Regions from separate parts of the Homo sapiens genome. Here region 2 is linked to region 1. The links are chromatin loops, found by intact Hi-C in ENCODE. Cell type or tissue: CD4-positive, alpha-beta T cell. All regions are shown on one strand. Each heading gives the region's core, and the rest is flanking DNA. Links, peaks and the distances in the headings are about the cores only.

The links. Peaks named below come from ENCODE experiments on the same cell type or tissue, not always from the same donor. Only the 100,000 strongest peaks of a DNase experiment are listed, where the experiment ranks them.
Region 2: a loop joins it to region 1, with 2.4 times the contacts of the local background. A loop is called at or near these places in 6 of 110 quality-filtered maps.

What each region holds. Positions count from the first base shown.
Region 1 is chr17:2,670,872-2,680,186 of GRCh38, forward strand. It overlaps PAFAH1B1 (platelet activating factor acetylhydrolase 1b regulatory subunit 1), which reads left to right. Exons shown (of 11, transcript NM_000430.4): 7 at 1,784-1,886; 8 at 3,189-3,417; 9 at 5,634-5,735; 10 at 9,293-9,315. Among named protein-coding and RNA genes, the nearest start is that of MIR6776, 17 kb to the right of the region's middle. In CD4-positive, alpha-beta T cell, for the core only: CTCF peaks have their summits at 4,624 (motif pointing left) and 4,823; a DNase peak (open chromatin) is centred at 4,620.
Region 2 is chr17:2,477,392-2,488,255 of GRCh38, forward strand. It overlaps METTL16 (methyltransferase 16, RNA N6-adenosine), which reads right to left. Exons shown (of 10, transcript NM_024086.4): 3 at 295-494. Among named protein-coding and RNA genes, the nearest start is that of METTL16, 29 kb to the right of the region's middle. RefSeq lists a silencer at 2,355-2,534. In CD4-positive, alpha-beta T cell, for the core only: no CTCF peak of the experiment used is centred there; a DNase peak (open chromatin) is centred at 5,000; H3K4me3 peaks cover 547 bases; H3K27ac peaks cover 1,518 bases.

The DNA.
Region 1 (9,315 bases), core at 1,316-9,315:
AAAATTTAAACCTCTTTCATCTGCAAAACAGAGGTAATAATACCAGAGTCATAGAGTTGTCATGAGGATAAGATGAAGTCATAAGATAAATCATCTTGGTGTAGTACCTGCCACATAGGAGATGCTCATTACTTAGGGATTTTTGTTGTTTCTTTATACATGATGACATTTGAATGTTGGGATTTTGTACAAGGAACACGTTAACACATGAGTAAACTGTGTTTACCTAGAGGGCATAATTTGAAGGTTGTGTTTTCTCTGTCCCAAATTAAATGCATTGGGGAAGTTTATAATTACAGGAATTCCACGCATGAACACTGTTTTTTTGTTGTTGTTTTTTGGTTGTTTTTTTTTTGAGACTGTGTCTCACTCTGTCGCCCAGGCTGGAGTGCAGTGGCACAATCTTGGCTCACTGCAACCTCCGCCTCCCAGGTTTAAGTGATTCTCCTGCCTCAGCCTCCTGAGTATCTAGGATTATAGGCACGCGCCACCACGCCCGTCTAATTTTTGTATTTTTAGTAGAGACGGGGTTTCACCATGTTGGTCAAGCTGGTCTCGAACTCCTGACCTCCTGATCTGCCTCAGCCTCCCAAAGTGCTGGAATTATAGGCGTGAGCCACGTAAGGTCTATCATTTATTTTTCTTTAAGTTGCCTGTATCTTCTAGCTGTAACTTTAAAAAGAGTTCTTTCTAATGCATTTTTTTTTTTTACCCCCAACACCACCTTTTTTTTTTTTTTTTTTTTTCTGGAGATGGCCTCTTGCTTTGTCACCCAAGCTGGAGTACAGTGGCACAATCTTTGCTCACTGCAACCTCCACCTCCCAGGTTCAAATGATTCTCCCACCTCAGCCTCCAAAGTAGCTGGCAATACAGGCAAGCACCACCACACCCGGCTAACTTTTTTATTTTTAGTAGAAACAGGGTTTAACCATATTGGCCAGGCTGGTCTTGAACTCCTGACCTCAGGTGATCCGCCCGCCTCGGCCTCCCAAAGTGCTGGGATTACAGGCATGAACCACTGCGCCTGGCCCACCATTTTAAACAGAGAACCAATTCCCCATTTTTTGTATCCATTTGCTTTATCTTTTTTATATCTTAGAATATCAACCTAGAAGCTAGGCACAGTGGCTCACACCTATAATCTCAGCACTTTTGGAGGCCAAGGCAGGAAGGATTGCTTGAGGACAGGAGTTCGAGACCAGTGTGAGCAAAATATGGAGACCTTGTCTCTACAAAAAATAAAATAGTTGTGGGTGTGGTGGTACCAGATGTGGTGGTACACACCTGTGTAGTTCCAGCTACCCGACAGGCTGAGGCGGGAAGAGCTCTTGAGCCCAGGAGTTCAAGGCTACAGTGAGCTATGATTGCACCACTGCACTTTAGCCTGGGTAACAGAGCAAGTCCTTGCCTCACAAAAAAAAAAAAAAAAAAAAAAAAAAATGTTTCCCTAGCGTTCATATGTAAACATTCAGACTCACTGAGGTAAGTATATGAATATATTCAAATGTTGATAATCGTGATGCCTTTTGTTTTTAAACCATTTGTACAGGTTGAAATTTAATCCTAAATGGAGTTGACTATTTCCTTGTGGGTTGTTGTTTTACTGATTTTTTTAACTTTATCGTGTAAATCCAGGTTTCTTATCCAATTTGTATAAAATCCAGTGTATTTAGAACTTGCTTTGACATAGTGAAACCCCATGGTAAAATCCCATGGTCAATTGATGTTTCATTGCTCTTGGTGGTATATTACTTCATAATATATTGCTGTTATGTGTTTTAGGCCATGACCACAATGTTTCTTCAGTAGCCATCATGCCCAATGGAGATCATATAGTGTCTGCCTCAAGGGATAAAACTATAAAAATGTGGGAAGTGCAAACTGGGTAAGTAAGTTTAGTTGAAAAGGCATCAGCGGCCAGGTGCAGTGGCTCACACCTGTCATCCCAGCGCTTTGGGAGGCCAAGGTGGGCAGATCACCTGGTCAGGAATTGAAGACCAGCCTGGCCAACATGATGAAACCCCATCTCTACTAAAAATACAAAAATTAGCCGGGTGTGGTGGCGCACACCTGTATTCCCAGCTACTTGGGAGGCTGAGACAGGAGAATCACTTGAACCTGGGAGGTGGAGGTTGCAGTGAGCCGAGATCGTGCCATTGCACTCTAGCCTGGGCAACAAGAGTGAGACTCCGTCTCAAAAAAAAAGAAAAGGCATCAGCTTAAAGACATATTTATAAAAAACAAAATTGTGTTCTGGTGTTGCAGTCACTTCGACTTTAACCCGGAATGATCATTATGACAGTCATATTAAATATACTTTAAAACTAAGTTTGATCTGTACATGTCTCCCAAAAAGGAGCACAGAGACATTGTAAGGAGAGACTCTATGTCCTTGAGAAGCATTTCTGTGTAATGGCTTATTTCCTCTGTGGTCTTCTTTTAGGTGATCTCTCTGTGGGTTTAAATTAAAGTGTAAATAATCTTTGGCCGGGCGCGGTGGCTCACGCCTGTAATCCCAGCACTTTGGGAGGCAGAGGCGGGCGGATCATGAGGTCAGGAGATCGAGACCGTCCTGGCTAACACGATGAAACCCCGTCTCTACTAAAAATACAAAAAATTAGCCGGGCGTGGTGGCGGGCGCCTGTAGTCCCAGCTACTCGGGAGGCTGAGGCAGGAGAATGGCGTGAACCTGGGAGGTGGAGCCTGCAGTGAGCCGAGATCGCGCCACTGCACTCCAGCCTGGGCGACAGAGCGAGACTCCGTCTCAAAAAAAAAAAACAAAAAGTAAATAATCTTTGTGCTGGTATACCTCTGTTAGGCTGAATTTGGTTGTGCATAGAATTACACTTGATTTTTGTAGTACAAAGTTACTAGTTTTACTCAGATTAGTAGAGCATAGCTTTTTTCCAATATGGCTGGAAATACTTTTAAGTGTGCATTTAGTTTTGAAAGATTTTATTTCTTATACATATTTTATCTTCTAGATGTTGATTTTATTAGCTCCTTAATGATATGTCTGTTAGCTTATTGTTCCTACTTTAATTAACCAGGATTGTACATTTATTCTGTCGACTTGCATCTCTAACTTGGTACCATTCTCTTCATCCCAGTACATATTTTTATATCACTTCTGGGAAGTGTCCTGATGATTGTCATTCACAGTGTAAGTTATTATTTATATTGACAGCTACTGTGTGAAGACATTCACAGGACACAGAGAATGGGTACGTATGGTACGGCCAAATCAAGATGGCACTCTGATAGCCAGCTGTTCCAATGACCAGACTGTGCGTGTATGGGTCGTAGCAACAAAGGAATGCAAGGCTGAGCTCCGAGAGCATGAGCATGTGGTAGAATGCATTTCCTGGGCTCCAGAAAGCTCATATTCCTCCATCTCTGAAGCAACAGGATCTGAGGTACTGTATATACAAATGTCTTCATGGTTTTATTGCTGATATCTGAAGTCCTTAGATAACTTTGCTAATTCCCTGTTTCAGGGCTGTTAATGCATTTAAAAATCTGCATCCAGCAATTCTGAATCTTGAAATTCTCTACTCTTCACAGCTTGCTGATGTGTTTACATTATTTAACCAGTGATGATTATTGCTGTCAGCCTATCCTTGATTTGATACGTGATGGGTATTCTCCTAAAGAATTAAAATTTATCAGAAAAATCAGTGTTATGAGATCATCTCAATGTAAAACAAAACCTGAGGGAGAGGTTAAAGTTTTCTGTCAGAAAAATAGCCTTCATTAATGAAGATAATGATTTTATTTATAAATTTATGGTAAAATGCAGTTCAGTATTTATTTTTTAAAATTAATTCCAGATGTGATAGTATAAATGTTTTTTTAAATGAAGACTAATCCATATGGCAGCCTCTGATGTTCTTGATCATTTAAAAGTACTAGCTGAGCCTGGAGTTTTAACGCATTTCTTTGTGATCTTTATGGTTTTGGTCTTTATTATTAATATGTTAAAAATTACAAGGTACAGCGGCACATGGCTATAGTCCTAGCTACTCAGGAGGCTGAGGCAAGAGGATCACTTGTGTCCAGAAGTTAAAGTTCAGCCTGGGACAACATAGCAAGATCCCTGTTTCTAATAAATGAATGAAAATGAATGGTCTAAAACTTTTGTTTGTTTTTGAGACAGTCTCACTCTGTTGCCCAGGCTGGAGTACAGTAGCGTGATCTCGGCTCACTGCAACCTCCGCCTCCCAGGTTCAGGCGATTCTCCTGCCTCAGCCTCCTGAGTAGCTGGGACCACGGATGCATGTACCACCCTGCCAGCTAATTTTTATATTTTTAGTAGAAACAAGGTTTTGCCATGTTGGCCAGGCTGCTCTCAAACTCATGGCCTCAAGTGATCCGACCACCTCAGCTTCCCAAAGTTCTGGGATTACAGGTGTGAGCCACTGTGCCTGGCTTCACATTGATTTTGACAGAGGCATTCCTATCATGTATTTTTAAAACTACATGTCAATAAACAAAGGAGGCAGTTTCCTCTCCCTCTACCCCCATCCCACTTATTTTTCTAAATGAATCTTCTCTTGTGAGTTCTCTTTATTTTGATTGGCCCATTGCATTTTGAGATTCTGTTTACTGCCCTCTGGTGGTGGTTACATGCTGTATGTCATAAATTTGATTCTGGTGTGGTGGCTCACGCCTGTAATCCCAGCACTTTGGGAAGTCAAGGCAGGAGGATCACTTGAGCCCAGGAGTTTGAGCAACATAGCGAGACCCCGTCTCTACAGAAAACTTTTTTTTTTTTTTTAAACTCACCACTATACTAATGACGGAAAAAATTTTCAAAAACTTAGCTAGGTGTGGTGGTACACTCCTGTAGTCCCAGCCACTAGGGAGACTGAGACAGGAAGATTGCTTGATCCCAGGAGTTCAAAGCTGCAGTGAGCTATGATTGTTCCACTGCACTCCAGCCTGGGTGACAGAATGAGACCCTGTCTTGAAATAAATAAATATTCCCTAATCCAGATCAAAAAAATAAATAAGTAAATTTGGTTTTGGTTGGATTTGTAAAAGTTAAATTAAATAGTGATTACAGAAATCTTGAAAAGTAAATTTATTATCTGTTGGTTTTATGAAAACTGAGTCCTAACCTAAATAGAGACTTCTGTTCTTACATTATCTGAGTCCTTCCTGTGTAGCATAGGTATGGTGTGAAAGACTTGTGTATTTCAACAGATAAAAACAAATTGGGCTGGGCGCAGTGGCTCACGCCTGTAATTCCAGCACTTTGGGAGGCCGAGGTGGGCCGATCGATCATCTGAGGTTAGGAGTTCAAGACCAGCCTGCCCAACATGGCAAAACCCCATCTCTACTAAAAATACAAAAATTAGCCACATGTGGTGGTGCGTGCCTGTAATCACATCTACTTGGGAGGCTGAGGCAGGAGATTCGCTTGAACCCGGGAGGCGGAGGTTGCAGTGACCCAAGATTGCACCACGGTACTCCAGCCTGGGTGACAGAGCCAGACTCCGTCTGAAAACAAACAAAAAACCAAAATGCAACAAAAAAATTGGAAATATATATCATTATTAGATAGAAGCCATTTAAAGTCCATACCTAACTTCTTGTGTGGGAAACTTAATTTTTATTATGTTTTCTGTAGACTAAAAAAAGTGGTAAACCTGGGCCATTCTTGCTGTCTGGATCCAGAGACAAGACTATTAAGATGTGGGATGTCAGTACTGGCATGTGCCTTATGACCCTCGTAAGTTTGCATAATCTTACCATTTCTTTTGCATCTTCACTGTTTATACCTTTTTGGATTAATGCTTTATGATATCTTAAATAATCTGAATTATTCTGGGCTTTAAAATAACTTCTTTATAAAGATAGTTTTCCTTTAGCTTTTGTTGTTGTTATAGTGATGTGAAAGTTATTTCTCTAGAATGCAGATTCTATAAAGAATCTGTAGAGCCAGTCGGTGTTTGAGGGGGAGATGCTGCTAGCTCACTGTATCTTTAAAAATTGTGTAATATCTCGGCCGGGCGCGGTGGCTTACGCCTGTAATCCCAGCACTTTGGGAGGCCGAGGCGGGTGGATCACGAGGTCAGGAGATCGAGCTAACTTGGGGAAATCCCGTCTCTACCAAAAAATACAAAAAATTAGCTGGGCGTGGTGGCGGGCGCCTGTAGTCCCAGCTACTCGGGAGGCTGAGGCAGGAGAATGGCGTGAACCCGGGAGGTGGAGCTTGCAGTGAGCCGAGATTGTGCCACTGCACTCCAGCCTGGGCGACAGAGTGAGACTCCATCTCAAAAAAAATAAAATAAAACAAATGTGTAATATCTCTTACGGAGAAAAAGCAGCATTCTTAGAGACCTGTTCACTGTTGAAGATGTTTGTTTCTCTGTTTCACTTTATTTATATGAATCCTTTTAACTGTTATACCTCCTTGCTCACATGATCTAGTTTATTTGGCTTATTTAGGAGCATCTGTATTTCCATAGAAAGATATGTCAATACTAGTAAGGGATTGTGGACATTCCTATGTGCCTAAAGGAGTTCCAAGGAGATCTGTGGATGTTTGTTTAGTAGTAGTTTTTATAATTTGGCATCCACATTTGTTTAGAGATTTTTTAGGTGCTAATGATACCTTGAAGTGATTGTCTCTCTGTAGGATATGACAGACATATGTGGAAGCATCTTCAAGAACTGATTAGAAAATGAAACTCTCGGCCGGGCACGGTGGCTCACGCCTGTAATCCCCGCACTTTGGGAGGCCGAGGCGAGCAGATCACGAGGTCAGGAGATTGAGACCATCCTGGCTAACATGGTGAAACCCCGTCTCTACTAAAAATACAAAAAATTAGCCGGGCATCCTGGCGGGTGCCTGTAGTCCCAGCTACTTGGGAGGCTGAGGCAGGAGAATGGCGTGAACCCGGGAGGCGGAGCTTGCAGTGACCGGAGATGGCACCACTGTACTCCAGCCTGGGCGACAGAGCGAGACTCCGCCTCAAAAAATAAATAAATAAATAAATAAAAAGAAAATGAAACTCTCCTCTAGTAGTATTCTGAGCGGAGTTCAGCTATACCATGTTGCTGTTAAGAAAAGATGATATATAATTAAAATAAAGCAGGCCAGGCGCAGTGGCTCACTCCTGCAATCCCAGCACTTTTGGAGGCTGAGGCAGGTGGATCACCTGAGGTCAGGAGTTCAGGACCAGCCTGGCCAACATGGTGAAACCCCGTCTCTACTAAAATTACAAAAATTAGCCGGGCGTGGCCAGGCGCGGTGGCTCACGCCTGTAATCCCAGCACTTTGGGAGGCCGAGATGGGTGGATCACCTGAGGTTGGGAGTTCGAGACCAGCCTGACCAACATGGAGGAACCCCATCGCTGCTAAAAACACAAAATTAGCCAGGCATGGTGGCACATGCCTGTAATCCCAGCTACTTGGGAAGGCTGAGGCAGGCAAATCACTTTAACCTGGGAGGCGGAGGTTGCAGTGAGCCAAGATCACGCCATTGTACTCCAGCCTGGGCAACAAGAGTGAAACCATCTCAAAAAAAAAAAAAAAAAAACCCGGGCATGGTGGCGCACGTCTGTAATCCCAGCTACTCGGGAGGCTGAGGCTTGAGAATCGTTTGCACCTGGGAGACGGAGGTTGCAGTGAGCCGAGATCGCACCATTGCCCTCCATCCTGGGCAGTGAAGTAAGACTCTGTCTCCAGGAAAAAAAAAGAAAAGAAACAAGAAAAACATACTCTTGGCCAGGCACAGTGGCTCACACCTGTAATCCCAGGACTTTGGGAGGCCAAGGCAGGAGGAGCCCAGGAGTTTGAGACCAGCCTGAGCAACATAACAAGACCCTGTCTCTACCAAAATAAAAGTTTAAAAATTAGTCATGCATGATGATGCATGCCTATAGTCCTAGCTACTTGGGAGGCTAAGGCAGGAGGATTACTTGAACCCAGGAATTTGAGGCTTTAGTGAGCCGTGATCATGCCACTATACTCCAGCCTGGGCAACAGAGTTGCTGTCTCTTTTTAAAACAAAACAAAATTTTGCAGTGCTGTGCTATAACTGCACTATCCAGCGTGGTAGCTACTAGCCACATGCAGCTATTATACTCTTGAAATGTGGCTAGTGAGACTGAAGAACTGAATTGTTGGTTGTATGTAATCTTAATATTATATATTAAAGTAGGCGTACATGGACAGTAGCTACCATGTTCAACTGTGCAGTTCTAAGCCTTTTTCTTTAATGTGTAGATGAATGTGCTATTTTTTATAAAAATGGTATCATGCCCCTTAAGGTAGCTTTGTAGCAAACCTTTAATTTAGAAAGTATGTGATCCTTGCTTATGTTGTTAGATGCTCTTCTACACTGATCTACAGACAATGCTTTGTGAACATCTTTGCTAACTAAATCTCTGGGCATGTCCTTAAAGATAAATTGCAAGAACAGAACTGCTGCGACAGGGGAAATATGGATGGATAGATGGATGGATGATTAAATGGATGGATGATTAGATGGATGAATGATTGGATGGATGGATGGATGGATGATTGGATGGATGGATAGATGGATGATTGGATGGTTGGATGGATAGATGGATGATTGGATGGATGGATGGATGATTGGATGGATGGATGGATGGATGATTGGATGGATGGATGGATGGATGATTGGATGGATGGATGGATGGATGGATGATTAGATGGATGATTAGATGGATGATTGGATGGATAGATAGATGGGTGGGTGGGTGGATGGATGGATGATTGGATGATTGGATGGATGGATGGATGGATGGATGGATGGATGGATGGATATATAGATATATAGTGAATGCCTGTATATCCTTCACTTAGTTACCATTTGTTGGTTTTCCTTCATGTATGTGTGTATATTTTGCTGAAATCATTTGAGCGTTCTTTGCAGACATCGTAACACTTTACCCCCAAGTATTTTAGCATGAACCACCTAAGAACAAGGATAGTATATAAATAACCAAAATAAAATTATTCACACTCAAGAAATTTACCATTGATAGACTACATATTGAGATTTGTTCTTGTTATTTCCATAATGCCCTGCGGGACTTCTTTTTAACCCTCATCCAGGACCCAGTCAGGGATCGTACGTTATATTCACTCCTCATGTCTTATGAGTTTTCAGTTTCCTTTAATCTAGAATCCCCTAGACTTTTATTTTCTTCTGGTCTTTTGATGTTTTTGGTATGTATAGTTTTATCGTATTATGAAATAGATGCTATTTAAACATTTTGCCTTTTACTGAGTCAAATAACTTTTTTGTTTTTAAGGTGGGTCATGATAACTGGGTACG
Region 2 (10,864 bases), core at 1,436-9,435, 190 kb before region 1:
GATTTCAATTTTTTTTTCAGATTTTGAAATATGTGCACTATATTTACAGGCTGAACATCCCTAACCCCCAAATCTGGAACGCTCCAACGCACATTGCCTTTGAGCAACACATCAGTGCTCAAAGGTTGCAGATTTTGAAGCATTTCGGATTTTCGGATTAAGGATGCTCAACCTGTATCTGTAGCCAGCTTCTTTTGTACAACAACAAATACCCAGTAGAAAAGTTTACAAAGAATTTGATCTCGCAAAACTTATGAAAACTGTTTAGCCAAAAAAGAATTTAAAATGATATACCTATGTCAATTCCTCTTCGGAGAGTACTTTTGTCAGAATCCTGGTGACCGATCAGATCTTCTACCCAGTGAATATAGTTGAGTCTCAAGGGAACTGTGGGAATTAGTCTCTCCAATGGAATATCAATAGAAAGTCCAAAATCTTCCCTTAGGAGAGTACACGTCAGAGCTCTGACTGCTTCGGGGTCTTTAAAATTAAGGCTGAGGAATAAAGAAAAGGAAGTAAAACTGATTAGTAAGATTCACTATGTTGTACAAGCTCTACGGCAAACAGGCAGAACCAAATACCCATCCGAACCTCCCAGGGAGATCACACACAGTTACACAGAGCACTCATCCCAGTGGCACATACACGAGTGTTTCACACAGTCACAGCTTATGAAAATCAGTACAATCCTCCACCAAAAACACTGCATATCCGTATATGGAGCACAGAGATTAAATGACTCGGCTCAAATTCCTGTCTCGTCGTCTCCTCACTGTGTGACTTTGAACAAGTCATTTACCTCTATGAAAGTGTTTCCTCTGCTGTGAAATGAGGACAGTAATACCAATATCACAATGCTACTGTGAGATGACCTGAGAAGTACTTAGCATAATGTCTGGTGCATAATAACTATTTTACAAATGCTAGCTGTTTTTACTCTTACCATTAACATCATCTGACATTAGCATTCCTTGAAAATCCTACTTAAAAGTGGAAAGAAGTCAGTATAAAAATGTTTAATATGAACACAGGATAAGATACTTAAATATGACAAATATTACAGACATCAAATTTTAAATGTAACTTTTTAAAGCTTTATGAAGTATAATTCACATACTATAAAATTCACCTGTAAGTGTACAATTGAATAGTTTCTAGTATATTAACAGAGTCGTGCAACCATCACCAAAACCCACTTTTAGAACACTCCTATCACCCCAAAAAGCAGAACTCATGACCATTTGCATGTCTTTCCTCATTTCCAACGTTAGCCTGAGGCAACCATTGATGTACTTTCTGTCTTCATAGATTTGCCTTTTCTGGACACTTCAAGTAACTGAAATCATAATGAGGTCTTCTGGTCACTTAACACAAGTTTGTGAGGTTCATCCATTTTGTAACTTGTCAGTGTTTCACTTCTTTTTATGGGCGAATAATGTTCCATAGTAAGAATGACTACATTTTGTTTATCCATTCACCAGTTCCTGAACATCTGGGTTGTTTCCATCACGGTCATGATGGATTGTTGACCATCACGAACAATGCTGCTATGAACATTTACATACAAGTCTTTGTGTGGACATACGTTTTCGCTGCTCTTGGGTAGACAGTCAGGAATGGATCATAAGATATATTTGTATTTAACCTTTTAAGAAACTTGTACCAATATAACTATGTTGATGTCAAAATACTGCTAAACTGAAAATATTAAAAAAGAATATCAACAGACCTTATTTATAAACAGAGCAGGGTCTTTTTTGGTTTTTGTGGGTTTTGTTTTGTTTTGTTTTGTTTTTGAGCCAGGTCCTCACTGTCTCCCAGACTGGAATGCACGGTGTGATCATGGCTCACTGCAGCCTCACCCTCCCAGGCTCAAGTGACCCTCCTGCCTCGGCCCCACAAGTAGCTGGGACTACAGGTGCATACCACCACACTAAGCTTTTTTTTTTTTTTTTTTTCGTAGAGAAAAGGGCCCAGCCCCTTATGTTGCCTCAACTGGTCTTGAACTCCTGGGCCCATGTAATCCTCCCGCCTCAGCCTAAGTGTTGGGATTGCAGGCGTGAACCACTGCACCTGGCCAACAGAGCATTTTGAAGAAAGCAGAAAGTCAGTAGATGGGGTATGAAAGGGAGGAGTTTTGAAACTACTTAGAATTCTGGCCTCAAGGTGTCTGGTCAGGCAACAACACATCCTCAAACAGCTTCTGGTCTGTACTATCTCCTTTTCTGCTCCCCTGCCTGGTCATCAAATGACCAATCATTGGAAAAATTCAATGTCCATCGGGATGCTTGAGTGCCAAGACAGAAGGAAGAGTGCTGTTTCCACCCAGCAACCATGGAAACTTCAGGCAGGTACCATCAACCCAATCTCTCTCCACTCCCCACAGCAAAAATGTTCTAGTATGGAAGTTAGGAGATCTGGACTCCACTTTTGGCTCTGCAATCAATTTGCCATGGACGTAAGTCACTTCAGTTCTTAGGTCTCAGTTTCTCCACCTATAAAAGTAAAGGACTGGCCGGGCACGGTGGCTCACACCTGTAATCCTACCACTTTGGGAGGCTGAGGTGGGTGGATCACCTGAGGTTGGGAGTTCGAGACCAGCCTGACCAACATGGAGAAACCCCAACTCTACTAAAAATACAAAATCAGCCAGGCATGGTGGCGCATGCCTGTAATCCCAGCTACTCAGGAGGCTGAGGCAGGAGAATCGCTTGAACCCGGAAGGCAGAGGTTGCAGTGAGCCGAGACTGTGCCACTGCACTTCAGCCTAGGTGACAGAGAGAGACTCTGTCTCAAAAAAAAAAAAAAAAAGAAAAGAAAAGAAAAAACATACCTTTCACAGGAAAAGACCTTGCAAAAAGATGGATGATGGGCAGCATCAGATTTCATGAATATAGATTTGTTATCTATACAAAAATTGCATTCCATACCTGAATATAATGATTTCGTCTGACCTCTAAGAATGCTTCCAGACACTAACTTATAGGGAGGAAAATGGAAGGGATGAAGAATGAAGCTTTAATATAATCTACAGCAGACAGAAACAGGATGACTATAGTGGACCCTGAAGAGACACAGCCAGAGCCTGGAAGCAATGACGCTCCCATCGCTACGAGCATACCTAGAGTGCCAGACCTTGGTTTCCAAATAGCACTCCCCAAAGGAATCGGAGTTCCTTGGATAAATGGTTATTCCAGAATTGGAAAGGGAAGTACAAGATAAACCCGAAGCATTTTATTGTATTAGAAAACAGGACATGCTGAAAGGAAGATAGAAACAAATCAGAAGTACACTAGACCCTGCTTGATGGGGCTCCCTTTGGCCAAATCTGTGTCAATGTGAATGAAGAAGGCTAACAAAGGATTATAGACCATAGAATAAAATACATGAGTCCATCCTTAAATGTAGAAGTAATGAAAGAGTTAGATAATTACATTTGGCAATCGCCATGCTAATAATTGTTTCAATTAAGAATTATCAATGGATGCTAAAAATAATGAGTAAAAGTTTGTTGAAAAACAGGATATTGGGCTGGGCACGGCAGCTCACACCTGTAATCCCAACACTTTGGGAGGCCAAGGCAGATGGATCACTTGAGGTCAGGAGTTCAAGACCAGCTTGGCCAACATGGTGCAACTCCATCTCTATCAAAAATTACAAAAATTAGCCAAGCATAGTGGCACATGCACCTTTAGTCCCAGCTACTCAGGAGGCTGAGCTTGCAGAATTGCTTGGACCTGGAAGGGGCAGAGGTTGCAGTGAGCCTAGATGAAGCCACCGCACTCCCGTACGGATGACAGAGTGAGACCATGTTTCAGAAAAAAAAGAAACAATGACAAAAAAAAAAAAAACCCAGGATATTTACACAGTCACAACGTACTTCCCCACAAATTATCAACTACCTTGATAATGATATCAATTATCAGATTATGAAAGGATAAAATAACAGTAAAATGAAGAAATCTGACAGATACCCCCTTAACGAAGTGACCAAAGTTAATACCCCTAATTATGAAACAAACTGGTATTATATGCTTCAACGATACAGAGAAGAAGAGAAAGGGATACAGCAAGCAAGACCCAAAAAAGCAGGCACAATTAAACAAAATTCAGGAAGGAGAGAGTGGCCATGGTTGTACACGTGTCAATATACTAAAAACCACCAAGTTATGAGAGTGAATTTTATAGTATATGAACTATATCTCAATAAACAAATGAAATGGAAAGGAGCAAGAAGTTTTAAAAAGTAAAGAAAAAGTAGTAAACATAAGAGAGGTTAATAATGAAGACCCCCTTGCAGATAACTGGGGATTCTGAATAAGAGAACCAAAGGATTAGAATAAAGAAATATTCAAAGACATGATTCAAGGTAACTTTCCAGAAATAGAAGGCTCACTATGTTCCCAGGAAAAGATACAGAATTAGAAATACCAACACCTAAAAAAATTACCAGACTTTAAGGCTTACAAGAAAAAAAAATCCTTTAGATATCTAGGCAAGTAAGCTAAACAATTGATTTTGGGGTTAGGGACGCAGTAGGGTACATGAGGCTGCTTTTAGATGTCCACACAGCACCATTCAATAGTAAAAGACAAAAGAACAGTGACTACAAAGCCCTTAGAGGAAAAAAAGTGTGACACAATTTTATGCTCAGCCAAACTTACTTTGATTATAATGACAACAGATAAACATTTTGAGTATACAGGAACTCAAGGAGTAGAGTTTTCACGAGCTCTTTGTGAAGAAATTCCTAATGGAAAAAGTTAATCAATTGAGATAAATTAAGGAACTACAGTAAGTCTTCACTTAACATTGACAATAGGTTCTTTGACTTTAAGCGAAACCATACGTAACAAAATCAATTTTTTTCTCATCACTTATAAGGAAATGACGTTATTAGAGGACCTGCTATACATCATTTCATTCATGTCGCAGTTTCCAAGAATCTACTGGCAACACTAACTGAGGACTTACTGTATAGCAAAACAACTGGCACTGAGCAGTTAAGCCATTTTAACCAGAGAGCTAAGATGAAAACACCTGTGAACCGTGGCTACATAATAAAATGTAAGTGTTTACAAACCACGACAACATACACATAATCAAAATTCGGGACAGGAAACAGGAAATGGAGAGGGAGTGCCTCAGCTTTTATACACAGGGTCAAAAGACTTCATTTAAGGCTGATAAACTAAGTAGCAGAGATAGAAGCACACATTTAGGAAGATAAACTGGCTGGGCCCAATGGCTCACACCTGTAATCTCAGCACTTTGGGAGGCCGAGGTGGGCGGACTGCTTGAGCTCAGGAGCTTGAGACCAGCCTGGGCAACATGGCGAAAGCCCGTCTCTACAAATAGTACAAAAATTAGCTGGATGTGGAGTATGGTGGTTGTGTGAGCCTGCGGTCCCCGCTACGCAGGAGGCAGGAGGATCACTTGAGCCCAGGAGATCAAGGCTGCAGTGAGCCAAGATCCCATCACTGCACTCCAGCCTGGGTGACAGAGTGGGACCCTGTCTCAAAAATAATAATAATAATAATATTAACACTAGAAGAATGAAGATAAATAATATAATCAAATAAAATCAGGGGCAGTAAAGGAAAGGTAGGTGAAAATCAGATCATATAGTGTTAAAAAAAAAAAGCAGCAAGAACAAAGCATGATATAAAATGAATGTGAAATGAATGTAAATAGTAAACTCATAATACTCTCAGATTAGATTACAAAAGACAAAACCAACTAATTACAATAAACTGTTTTAAACAAAAACTACGGCTAAAACAAAATGATCCAAAGGTTGAAAATAAAAGCTTAACCAAAAGTATCCCAGACAACTACAAATAAAAATGAAAATAGGAGTTATTTCACAACAGACAACCTTAATTTTTGGATCAAAAGGATTAAATGAGCAACTATGTAGAATGGGTTAAAAATATAAAATGCTGATGGAGGTCAAGAGAATAATAACTTTAAAAAGTGACTGACTCCATTTCTGTGGGTGTTGGTTTTAAAGAACAGCTTCTATAGGACAGTGGAAGCAGAAGTTTATTGCATAAATATATGCTAGCAATTAAAAGTCTCATTAAAATACATTAAGTCTATTTAAAGGGGTATTAAGTTTATTCTTAGACATCAGAATTGGATATGTATTAATTTTGTCATTTATGGGGGCTAATAAAAGAGGGTTAATCCAGGGGCAACAACCACGAACACATTTCTGCTTTACTCAATAGCACGCAATGGCCTCAATCAATTTTCACATAAAAAAAAGATTTGCACTATCTTTGTATTTCTTACTCGACTAAAAGCAGTATAAACTCAGGATCAACAAGATAAATGATGAGCAATAAAAAGGTATAAAATCTATAAGCACTTCAGTTTTACTTCTAACGAGAATATTTTATTCCTGTGAAATCAGTCAAGTGTGTGAGAAAAATGGGCCAATTCCATTTCCTTCAATGACATAGGAATGAAAGTCAAGTTTTACATATGACGAAGAAGTTCACATCTAAGTACCATGCTAAGGCATTCAAACACATTCGTGTCTTTAACTCGAGAATGGTAGCCTGACCTATTAACTAAATTTCACTGCTAAACACACAAAAGGAAAAATATCCCATGTCTATGTTCAAAGGCTTAATATCTCAAACGTAAAATTTCATGGTAAAAGGAATTTGAGGAGAAAAAAGTTTTCAGAAAAATCTCTATTAAAGAAACTTAGTAACTTACTTATAAAATAAGCTTGATAAAGAGTATTATCTAAGGGCAGTAAATAGTAACAAAAGTATTGCTATTTTGCACTGGCATTTCAAAGTAATTGTGAAAATCAGGGGTTTCAAAATATTTATAAGGAATAGCTATTGGTACTACTCAAAATGCCAGTCCCTGACAAGATAAAGAGCTTGTGCCAGAATGTAAACAACACATTAAAAAGTCAATTAAACCAAAGAAATGTGAGGTAACCTAAACATACGGCACAAGGTCCTTATCTCTGTGGACAGTAACAAATAGTCTGTGGTTAAGCAGCCAGTTCAATAACCACTTTTAGTAGCACTATGCCAGATGCCACAAATGACCATTTCAAAGGTTATGACCACTACTCTGTTCTTTTTTTTTTTTTGAGACGAAGTTTCGTTCTTGTCGCCCAGCCTGGAGTTCAATGGCGCAATATCAGCTCACTGCAACCTCCACCTCCCGGCTTCAGGCGACTCTTCTGCCTCAACCTCCTGAGTAGATAGGACTACAGACATGTACCACCATGCCCGGCTAATTTTGTATTTTTAGTAGAGACGGGGTTTCGCCATGTTGGCCAGGCTGGTCTTGAACTCCTGACCTCAGGCATACTGCCTGCCTCGGCCTCCCAAAGTGCTGGGATTACAGGTGTGAGCCACCGCGCCTGGTGACCACCACTCTAAGTAGTTAATGTTGTGTGGATTTGCCAGCCCGGTTTTGCCAGCTCTCTAATACTTTCAAACAAAACCAGTGATCCATGTTTTCATATGAAATGGATCTGATTCTTAAGATTAATATGGGCAATAAATAATAACTGCAAGCCTTATACAATTCACAGGCTAATGGGCCGCACCCTCTATTACAGGAGTCCCCAACCCCTGGGCCATGGACTGATATTGGTCCCTGGCCTGTTAGGACTTGTGCCGCACAGCAGGAGGTGAGAGGCAAGCAAAGCTTCATCTGAATTTACAGCCACTTTCCATTGCTCACATTACTGCCTCAGCTCCGCCTCCTGTCAGATCAGCGCAGCATTAGATTCTCACAGGAGCGTGAACCCTCCTGGGAACGCCGCATGCGAGGGATCTAGGTTGAGCACTCCTTGAGGATCTAAAGCCTGATGATCTGTCACTGTCTCCCATCACCCCCATATGGGACCGTCTAGCTGAGGGGAAACAAGCTGCGGGAAAACAAGCTGATTCTACACTATGGTGAGTTGTATAATTATTTCATTACATGAAATAATACAACGTAATAAATGTACAATAAATGTAATGCGCTTGAATCATCCCGAAATCACCCCTCCCCCACCACAGGTCCATGAAAAAATTGTCATCCGTGAAACTGGTCCCTGGTGCCAAAAAGGTTGGAGACCACTGCTCTACTCAATTGTAAACAGTAGAATTGTAAAGAAAGTTGGGGTACTTGGCTACTCTACTTTTAAAAGTGAAATATAAAAATGTTTATTTTGAGCACTACTTTGTTCAACTGAGGTATACAGAATAGGTCAGAATTTTTAAGAAACTGTGACAGCTGGCATGCATTCCTTTATTCATTCAACAAATAGTTATTAAGTGTCAACTATGTGCCAGGTATTACGCAAAATGCTAGGGATATTGCAGTAAGCAAACACAGACAATCCCTCCCTTTCTGAAGCGGACGGTCTGGCGGAGGATAGGTATTATCCAGAAATCACTTAAATACCTGTAAAACTATAACTGCGACAGATGCTATAAAAGACAGGTAAAAGATACTACTGACCCCCCCTAATTAGTGGATCTGCCTTAGGAAGGTCAGAGGAGGCTTCCCTGCACAGACAACTAAGCTAAGAACTGACAATGGAAGAAAAATTCACAAAGGAAGGAACGAAGGGAAGGGAACGTGGCATTCTAGGGTCCTAGGTAAAGCAAACCGCAAGTACAAAGACCCTAAGGCAGAACTTCTGGAGCATTCCAGGTACTAAGAGACAGTCACTGTGCCTCAAATGCAGAGAGCAAAGTAAGCGTATATAGTTCAAGGTGAAGCTGGGGAGGAAGGCAGGTTCCAGATTACGTAGGGCATTATAATTAGAGTGACCATATAATTTTATCATGTCCAGTCTGAAACTTTCTGAAAGTGAAAGAAAAACTATTAATAATCACACCAGGATACTACTCTTTTTTTTTTTTTGAGACAGAGTCTCGCTCTGTCACCCAGGCTGGAGTGCAATGGCGAGATCTCGGCTCATTGCAACTTACGCCTCCCGGGTTCAAGCAATTCTCCTGCCTCAGCCTCCCGAGTAGCTGGGACTACAGGCATGTACCACCATGCCCAGCTAATTTTTTGTATTTTTAGTAGAGACGGGGTTTCACCGTGTCAGGCAGGATGGTCTCAATCTCCTGACCTCATGATCTGCCCGCCTCGACCTCCCAAAGTGCTGGGATTACAGGTGTGAGCCACTGCACCCAGCTGATAAAAGTATATTCTATGTTAAGGATTTAGGTATGGTATAGAATAAAGTTGGAACAAAGTGGAAGCAAAGGCTCTAATTAGGAAGCTACTGCTATACCTGCGTTAAGAGGCTAGATAAAGGCTGGGTGTGGTGGCTCACAACTGTAATTCCAGCACTTTGGGTGGCTGAGGTGGGTGGATGGCTTGAGTCCAGGAGTTTGAGACCAACCTGGGTAGCATGGTGAAACCCTATTTCTATAAAATATACAAAAATTAGTCAGTGTGGTGGTGTGGTGGCATGCACCTGTGTTCCCAGCTACTCTAGGCGGGGGAGTGGGAGTAGGGCGCGGTACTGAGGTGGGAGGATCACTTGAGCCTGGGAGGTGGAGGCTGCAGTGAGCCGAAATTGTACCACTGCACTCCAGCCTGGGCAACAGAGTGAGATCCTGTCTCAAAAAAAAAAAAAAAAAAAAAAAGGCTATATCTAGATAAAGGTAGCAATGGCAGAGATAGGGAAAAGTGAAAGGAATTAGAGATATTTTGGAGAGAACATCTGTGAGATTTAGCAACGAAATGATATGTGAGCTAAGGGATGCTGTGTTTCACATGAGTCTCCCAAGGTTCTAGCTTGCTCAACAGGATAGGCGGTGCCACCCTAACTGAAGTTAGTAACTCTGGCAGAGAACCGTTTTTGAAGAGAAATATAAATCTGAGCTGCATCTGAGACATTTAAGCGGAGATGGAGCCCAGAGAAGAGGTGTGTAGAAATAAACATGTAAGTGATTTGCAAACAAACAAGTGAAGCCCTGGCACGGATAACAGCGATGAAGGAGAAAATATAAAGTGCGAAGGAAAGAGAGCTGCGGCGCAAGCTTTGAAAACTCCTTTAATAGCTGTATGCACAGTCATTACAGAGGAAGTTCCACAAGGAGACAAAGGAACACCAGAGTGGAAGAAGGAAAACCAGTTTTCCAGTGTGGTGCTGAGGAGGCCAAGGCAAGAGGGTATCCATGAAGGATAAACCAACCAGCAGAGTGACCTGCTGCTCAGAAGGCAACGGAGCCCTGAAAATCAGAGTCAGTGACATGAGGCTGCTGGAGACCTTTTAAAGAGCTGCTTTGGTAGTGGTAGAGTTAGAAACCACTGTGGAATCAGCTAAAGATTAAATGAGGGCAGAGTGTGGAAGCTCACACCTGTAATCCCAGCACTGTGGGAGGCTGAGGCGGGAGGATTGCTTGAGCCCAGGAGTTCAAGACCAGCCTGGGCAACAAAAAGAGACCCTGTCTCTACAAAAAAAAATTTTAAATTAGCCAGATGTGGTGGCAGACACCTATAATCTTAGCTACTCAGGAGGCTGAGGCAGGAGGATCACTCAGCACAGGAGGTCAAGGCTACAGTGAGCTGTGATCGCATCACTGTATTCCAGCCCAGGCAACAGAGCAAGACCCAGTCTCAAATAAAATAAAATAAATAAAATAAAATAAAAATCATGCAGTACACCTTAAATATAGACAATTTCAACTCTAAAAAATGAAAAAAACCTCAAAAGATTTGAAAACAGGACCTCAAAAAGATATCTGCACACCCATATTTACTGCAGCATTAACCCCAACAGCCAAGAGGTGAAAGCAACCTAAAGGTCCACTGACAGATTAACAGATAAAGCAAATGTGGTATATACACAAAATGGAATACTATTCTGCCT